Linked DNA regions of Homo sapiens: region 2 is linked to region 1. Evidence: chromatin contacts called from ENCODE Hi-C or POLR2A ChIA-PET data. All regions are on one chromosome and are shown on one strand. The core of a region is the stretch at or near the end of the contact, and the rest is flanking DNA. Distances in the headings are between cores, read along the strand shown.

Region 1 (3,817 bases), core at 1,091-3,590:
GATACACTCTGAGAAATGTGTCACTAGGCGATTTTGTCATGGAGGGATCCTCATAGAGTAACTTACACAAACTAAGATGGTAGAGCCTACTACACACCTAGGCTGTATGGTAAGGCCTGTTGCTCCTGGGCTACAAACTTGCACAGTGACTCTACTGAACAATGTAGGCAATTGTGACACAGTGGTATTAGTGCACCTAATCATAGCAAAGGTACAGTAAAAGTACAGTGCAAAAAATAAAAAATAGAACTGGTTAGGGCACTTGCCATGAACAGAGGTGCAGGACTGGAAGTTGCTGTGGGTGTGAGTGGTGAGTGAATGTGAAGGCCTAAGACATTATTGTACACTACTTTAGACTTTATAAACACTGTACACTTAGGCTGCAACACACTTATATTAAACATTTTCCTTTTTTTTTGAGATGGAGTCTCACTCTATTGCCCAGGCTGGAGTGCAGTAGCACAATCTCAGCTCACTGCAACCTCCGCCTCCTGGGTTCAAGCGATTCTCCTGCCTCAGCCTCCCAAGTAGCTGGGATTACAGGCACATACCACCACGCCCGGCTAATTTTTTGTATTTTTGGTAGAGACAGGGTTTCACCATGTTGACCAGGCTGGTCTCAAACTCCTGACCTCAAATGAGCTGCCCGCCTTGGGCTCCCAAAATGCTGGGATTACAAGCATGAGCCTCCACAGCGCCTGGCCTAAAAATTTTCTTTCTTCAATAATAAAATAACTATAGCTTACTGGATGACCAGTTACATATGTGGTCCCTAGTTGACCAAAACGTTGTTATGCGGTGCATGACAGTTATACACAGGAGAGGGCCTGAAAGAAAAAAAAAATTTGGACCAAAAAAGGCCTTTTCTGGCTCAGTTGGATTCATTTCTTCCACAGGCCCACTGCCCACTCTGCTGATGGGCGCTGAGCTGTAGACTGAGCTGCCTTGAGGCTGAGGTAAGCTGAATTTGTGGGAACCCCCACCTTTCCCTTGAGGGAGGAAGTTTAAATTATCAGGTCAATTAGGAAAGATACAACCGAAAAAAATCCAAATTTCATTCCCACTTCAAGGAGGCGTTTCCTGGCTCGGTGCCACTTTTATTATTTTTGGCCCAGGCTGCTGAAAGCCCCACAGACCCAGGGAAGGTACAATGTGACCTTTGATTCGCGTTTCAGGGATCAAAGTGAGTGAGTTTGGGTGTAAATGCAGATAACATTTCAGAGAGCTTTCATGAAAGGAGTCACTGGACCAGGGCAGAAAGGGAGCTGGTGTGTTACGTGTGTGTTCCCCTTGAGAAGCGTCACTTTCCGGTGAATCCGGCTGCCTGCCCGTGGCCCCAAGGACTCCTGGCTTGCATCCAGGTCCTTGGCCCACAGGCATCAGATCCTGAGCTGGGGCGCCTGCACCCTCTCCCACCTCTTCTCTAGGCACCGTGAAGCCGAGGAGAGGTGGCGTGGGACGGCTTGTGCAAGTGAGAAGAGCACCACCACTTCATCCTCACCTATCTTGTCCCAGGATCTGGGTGCTGACTCGGCAGGCTTGGGCTGGGCACGGCCCTGTGGGGAGGGCTTGGTAGCCTGCCCTCGCTGTCGTCTCCGGGTCCAGCCTCGGCCTGAGTCGGGAAGCACACAATTATATCCACAACAAGGAGGCCCAGAGGCCCTGCCTGCAGCCCCCAGGTATGCAGGTAGAGGGTCCTCTCGGACTGCCTGCCCCCTGCCTCTGGCGCCCAGCCTGCAGCTACGTCGAACCGGGCCCTAACAAGGTTCCCCGCACTGGCAATGAGTGATGAGAGGCACTCCGCGGGCACGCCGTTCCAGGGCGCTCACGAGGCCCAGCAGCCCCGCTATGCCCACATCCACCCCGACACCTGCAGCCCCCCAGGCTTAGCCCGGCCCCGCAGCAGCCCTCTCGACGCCCAGCAGCACCCCAGTGTCTGGCTGACGCCAGGGCAGTAACGGCGGGCTGAAGCAGCATCGGCCCCTCGGTCTACGCCACAGCCGGGTGCAGATTTCCCGGATCTGAGGGACCGCCGGGCACCGTCCGCTGGGGATCATGAGGGGCAGCTTTGGCCCGACCGTCTCGCGCCTGTACACGCGGCCCCACCTGATCCCGTGGCACTTGGCGCGGCGTGGGAATGGGCGCGCTCTCCCATCACCCACCGCGCGGCACTGCCGCGCCAGCAGGGACCGGGAGAGCCTGCGAGGTAGCGGCCACACGGCATACAGCGCAGGCGCGGCCTGGATGGGAGGAGCGCGTGGAGCGTGCCGGGAGCATGCGCCGGGTCGTACACGGCGGCCGCGCGCACGCTGGGGGCGTGGCTGCGCGATGTAATCGGTCTCTGGACGCTGCGCGGCGCTCCTAGGAGCAGGCGTTCCCGACTCCGGCAAGAGGGTCAGTGTGGAGGCGGGAGCCCGGGCGGCCGGCTTGAACTCCGTGCACGCGGGCCTGGAGCTGCGCCCCTGCGTCTTTTCCCGACTTCTGATCCGCAGAGGGGCACTCGGAGCCCCAGCCTGGGTCGCAGTGCCTTCGGTCTGCGGGCCTCAGTTTCTCGGTCCGCGCCGGGGGTTTGTGGGGGCACCTGGAGACATTTGGGCCGTTCTCGCAGTCTCGGGAAGCCGCGCCCGCTCCTTGCCTGGCCTCACGGCGGCCGATCTCGTTCTCCACTTTCTAGGTGGCGCCTGGACTCTCGCCCTCAGAGGGAGGCCCGTCCCACGGTCTGTGGCTACGGATCCCAGGACCCTCTTCGCGGGCGATTCGCGTAGCCTCAGGTGGGTGGGCTTCTTGTTGCCGTGGGCCTTGTGAGCTCGTATTTCCTGCATGGCGGTTGCTGGGGGGCGGGCGGTGCAGTCGTCTGCACTCAGCTTGCTTTAAGGCTTTGGGCAGGTTTTGTTCTTGGGGCTCCTGGGTCTCCCCAGAGCAGAGAACGGCTCCAGCGTTCCAGGTGCTGCCTTTGGCCTTGTGGGGGCAAACACACATGCGCCGTGGTACCTGCCCCTTTAGGATAGTGCTGTCCAGTCTAGAAGGGCCGAAAGTCTTCTATGCCAGGCAGTGTGGGGAGAAAAGTAGGGGGACCAACAGACTGATAGGCGTGGGAGGGCTAAGGTTCTCAAAATGGTGAGAGTGCGGCCCAGGGTTAGGAAGGCTCAGGCCCAAAGCAGGCCTGGCTGGCTGGTGCAGGGAAGCCTTCTCCCAGACTGCAGGGGACACAGGTGCGCAGGTGAGTGGGCAGGGTAGGGGACTGGGAAGAAGGGAAGGCAGAGATCTGGGTAGCACACTGTGGCTCCCGGGCATGGGGTGTGGTCATTGTGGGCAACCTGGATACCTAACCTTGGCTGGTGGTGGGAGCTGGGCCCTGGATCGGGGTCACTGCTTTTTTAGAGCTCAGTGAGGGACTGGACTGGACTCGACTCACGTCCAGGCCTTAGTATAATCCTGCAGTAAGGTGGGAAGCCAGGGTCATGGGCTGGGCTTTCAGGTGAAGACCCCCCCCCCAGAGGGGGGTCAGACCTGAGGGATTCCAGAGTGTTTGGGTGGTGGAGGTAGGGCCAGTGGCCCTGGCAGGTTCTAGTGCTGCAGGCCACCCTGGGAGGTACCTGGAGGAACTCACCCTGAGGGGGGATGGCCAGCAGATAGGAGATGTGGGATGAAGGTGTGTGCAGGCCTTGTGCTCCCAGTGAGCCGGTGGCGTTTGTGTGTGGGGTGAAGCAGAGAGTTTCCTGGAGGTCGTGAGTGGGCCTCCGTTTGCAGAGAGACTGGGGAGGGGGCTAGATAGAGTTAGGCTGCAGAGTGTAAGAGCCCTACAGGAGGGCTCCTT
Region 2 (3,817 bases), core at 461-2,960, 350 kb before region 1:
CCCTCGCAGGCCACAGTCAGCCCGGCCCCAGGAGAGAGACCCGTGGAGCCCTATGTCTCAGCAGGCAAGGTAGGGGGACGGGGCAGGGGCAGGGAGGTCCCCGAGTGCTGGCCAGGGGAGGAATCTGCAGTGGTTGCCGGCTAAGGAGGGTCTGCCCTGGCCCCTGGGGCATGGAGGCCCCACAGCCAGGCCCCACCCCCAGCTCCTGGGACCTGCTGGCCTTTTAGGAGACGGGGGAGGCTGGGCCTGACCTCTCTGCAGGTGGTGTCACTGCAGGGCCACACTGCACTGTGCTGGTTGTTGTCCAGGGTGGGCAGATAGAGGGATGTGGACGGTGGGAGCCAGGGGAAGGGCAGAAGGGGACACTGGGCCACCCTGGAGAAGCCAGGTCAGGGCTGGCCCAGCAGGATGGGGGCTCTCTGCCTCTATGGCCAGCATTCCCAGCTGAGTCCCCAACTCTGCAGCCAGGAAGCCCCGTAGTGTGAAGGATGGGGACATCGCGATGCCCTGGCCCTGAGCCCACCAGGTGGCCCCAGGGCCCCACCCTGCCTGGCTCTTCCTGCATGGGTCTGGGGTGATGGGGGCTCATCTGAGGCCCAGTGCTGCCCACCTCGAATCCCCAAATCCCAAATTGGATTAGTTGTGTTTAGAAAGCAGCAAAGCTGCTATATTTGAGCAAAGGCTCAGCAGATTACCCTGGGCCAAGAGGGTGTCTGCCTGTGTGAGGGGGATTTGAGGAGGAAAAACTGCACTAAACAAGTGTTCATTGAAAAGAAACTTGGGGGATCATCTGAGTCAGCCGGGCCCTCCACCTGCCCCATAACACCTTCTCCAGCATGGGCTCCTGCTGCTGCTGGGACAACCAAGCAGGAGTGGACGGGGTCAGGCCACAGGCCACTGGGCCCAAGGCCAGGAAGGGGCGCCCAGGACTGCCCATGGGAGAAGGGCGTGGTGCCGACACGAGGTCACCTGGAGTCCCTGGGACTGGCCCTCCACCTCGTGACTCAGTCGCCACCCGGTGGCCCTCTCAGAAGCCCAGGGCCCAGCATACAGGAAGCTCCATGAGTGCTCATCATCACACACACTCCAGAGGCTGAGAACATCTTGGAGGCCTGGGGCCTGCTGGCCAGACCCTGTCCTGGGCCCTGAACACAGGCTGGGCCTGGAAGGGACAGTGAGGGGGGCCAGAGCCCATGCCTGCTCAGTGCAGCAAGCCCAGGCACCTGGTGGGTGGGCCCTGCAGCCAGGGAGGCCCCTGCACCCCACCCTTCCCAGCCCTGCCCTGGGTACCGTGTGCCACATCTCAGAGCCCACCCATGGGGCCCTCCCAACTCCAGCCAGGAGGGAGGATAGAGAACTTTTATTTCAGAAGAGTGCAAATAAACAAATCCTTCCTTCCCCCACCATAAAGAGCCCGGCTGGCTTTAGGAGAGAAGGCAGAATTTTTAGCCTCTCCTTTCCTCAAGGCACAGCAGGCCGAGCCTGTGTCACTCATGGCCCCTTTTACAAGTAAAGAATCCAGCTCTGGGCAGTCAGGTCTGCCCAGTGGAGGTGTTTGCCCTGGGGGGCCGGCTCACCTATCCGTAGGACCTGGCTCCTAGGGGTCCAGCCAGTCCCTGGCCTCCTGTTGATACGGAAAGGAAGTGCTGAGAAGGGAAAAGCGTGGTCCCTTTAAATGATACAGAGGAGGGACGGGAAGTGCTCCGTAGAGAAGGGCGTGGTCCCTGCCTAGGGCTCCACCCCCACGAACCTAGGTGAGGACAGGCATTTCCTGCCCAAATGTTGCATTTCCCAAGACCACCCTGGCCTGCCATGCCTCCATCCTATGCCTATAAAAACCCAAGACCCTAGCAAGGCAGAGACAGAAGCCTCTGTGTGGGGAGAGGAACACACTGGTGGAAGAAGACAAGCTGCTGGACATCCCGAGAATGTTGCCTGACTCCAGGGGAAAACCATCTCCCCTCTGGCTCCCCCATCTGCTGAGAGCTACTTCCACTCAATAAAACCTTGCACTCATTCTCCAAGCCCACGTGTGATCCAATTTTTTGGTACACCAAGGCAAGAAACCCTGGGATACAGAAATTCCTCTGTCCTTGTTATAAGGCAGGGGTCTAATTGAGCTCACTCTCACCAGCCACCTACAGACCGCTAGACTAAAAGACCACCCGGTAACGCACTCCCACTGGGGTTTCAAGAGCTGTAAACATTCACCCCCAGACACTGCCATGGGGTCAGAGCCCCACAGCCTGCCCGTCTGTATGCTCCCCTAGAGGTGTGAGCGGTGGGGCACTGAAGAAGCGAGCCACTCCCCCGCTGCATGCCCTGCGCCCTGCGCGGGGTAACCAGGGAACCCTTCCTGTTTCACTGTTTCACTGGGTAGAGATCTCCCGGCTGGAGACAGAATGGTGGGGAGAGGCCAGATGTGCCCAGCAGGTAGGGGATTCTCCAGGGGGGAGGCTGAGGCTGTTAGGAAAGGAGGGGCTGAGGGGGCGCCACAGCCCTCCCCGCTCCGCACCACACCCCACGTTAAACCCCTGTCCTCCACTCCTCTCCTGGGGCTAAGGAGGCTGAGAGTAGAGCTCAGAGGCCCACGCCCAGCACACAGGAGGCAGTGGGGGCTGTGGACGGGGCCAACGAGCCATGGGGTTGCTGGGCTGAAGCACCGGTGATGGCAGGCGTGTGAGAGGGAAGTGGGGGTGAGCCAGCCCTGTGGGCCTCTAGGCCCAGCTTCTGGGTATCCTGGCCCCCTGGAATGACCCAGGGCAGGAGCCTCTGACACCCGCCCCAAATGCCTGTGACCCCGTCCTGAGTGGGGGTCCTCCTTCTGGCCGTGACCGCCCTGGAGTGGCTTCTCAGCATTTTGTGGTCAGCACTCTCAGCCCCTCTGCCTTGCACCGTGTCATTTTCAGCAGATCCTGAGCCAGAGAAGGCCATCAATTATTCAGCTCCTGCCTCTCAGCCTCCTCCGTTAGTACCTCTTAAAGCCGGGAAGATAAATCTCTCCGCTTGCTCCGTGGCGCCGACAGGAAGCAGGGCGGCACCAGGACCGTGACAGGCCCCGGCTGGGCCCCGGTTTCCCGAGCCAGCACAGGCGGCCTGCAAGGCTTCTCTGCTATTAAATCCATAATTCAGCGGCAACGCAGCTGGGGCCTGGCACACAGGGTCCCTGTGATGAGGAGGGGCTGCCCCTGCCGGAATGCACCAGAGGCTGCCACCAGGGAGAGAGTTACAAGGACCACTTCCGTGGACCTGGCAGGTCCTAGGGCCCCCTTTAAAATTGTGCCTGGGGAGAGTCCCTGGCGCTGCTCCGGAGGATCATGGAGCCCGACTCTACTCACAGGGGAGACCACACAGCTTCTGCGGGGCAAGACAGCTGAGGAGCATGTCAGGCAAGCGACGGGCATGGGGGGTGGGGGGGAGCACAGCGTGGTCTGCATGCCCTCAGCCACGCCCAGGGTGACCCTGGAGGCCTGCATGGAAGACCCTGGAAGCGTCCTTGGCCACCCCTGGTGGAAGAGACAGCTCCAGCCTCACCTTTCTAGGACAGTGCCATCTGCCACCAAGGCAGCTCCAGAGAGTGGGACAGCTGTGAGAGGCGGGACCTGTCCAGGCTCCCTGATGGGCACTCACAGCCCCCTTCACCCTCAGCGAGGCACTTGCCCCAATGAAAACTGAGCAGTTGGACAATCTGATGTCTTGGAGGGTCCAGGTCAGCCCCCCACCCCAATGCCCAGCCCTGCATAACCAAGGAAGCGTTTGTTGAATGGCTGAGTCCCACCCCTGCTCCAACCTTGGCAGGCCTTGGAGTGTCCCCGGC

What was found. Hi-C counts contacts between places; a loop is a spot of excess contacts on that map. ChIA-PET counts read pairs that join two places held with the same protein, here RNA polymerase II (POLR2A). Pooled maps may share reads with other maps.
Region 2: a pooled map shows a loop between it and region 1 (5-fold over the local background). The contact joins the promoter of LINC00896 here to the promoter of RTL10 in region 1. A Hi-C loop is called at or near these places in 1 of 168 maps with a recorded cell type or tissue (transverse colon) and 2 of 50 pooled maps. POLR2A ChIA-PET finds 5 or more read pairs at or near these places in 2 of 52 experiments (GM12878 and activated CD4-positive, alpha-beta T cell).

The regions. Positions count from the first base shown.
Region 1 is chr22:19,853,397-19,857,213 of GRCh38, reverse strand. RTL10 (retrotransposon Gag like 10) reads left to right here and starts at 2,340. Exons shown (of 3, transcript NM_024627.6): 1 at 2,340-2,554; 2 at 2,675-2,771. GNB1L (G protein subunit beta 1 like) reads left to right here and starts at 2,340. Exons shown (of 8, transcript NM_053004.3): 1 at 2,340-2,394; 2 at 2,675-2,771. It overlaps LOC124905080 (a long non-coding RNA gene), which reads right to left and starts at 2,242. Exons shown (of 2, transcript XR_007068005.1): 1 at 1,502-2,242. RefSeq lists enhancers at 1,330-1,809, 3,232-3,817.
Region 2 is chr22:20,204,225-20,208,041 of GRCh38, reverse strand. LINC00896 (long intergenic non-protein coding RNA 896) reads right to left here and starts at 1,710. Exons shown (of 1, transcript NR_026919.1): 1 at 1-1,710. LOC105372862 (a long non-coding RNA gene) reads left to right here. Exons shown (of 3, transcript XR_938009.3): 2 at 1-69; 3 at 1,797-2,024. It overlaps LINC02891 (long intergenic non-protein coding RNA 2891), which reads left to right and starts at 3,124. Exons shown (of 4, transcript NR_038460.2): 1 at 3,124-3,389; 2 at 3,543-3,709. RefSeq lists enhancers at 1-145, 1,354-1,593.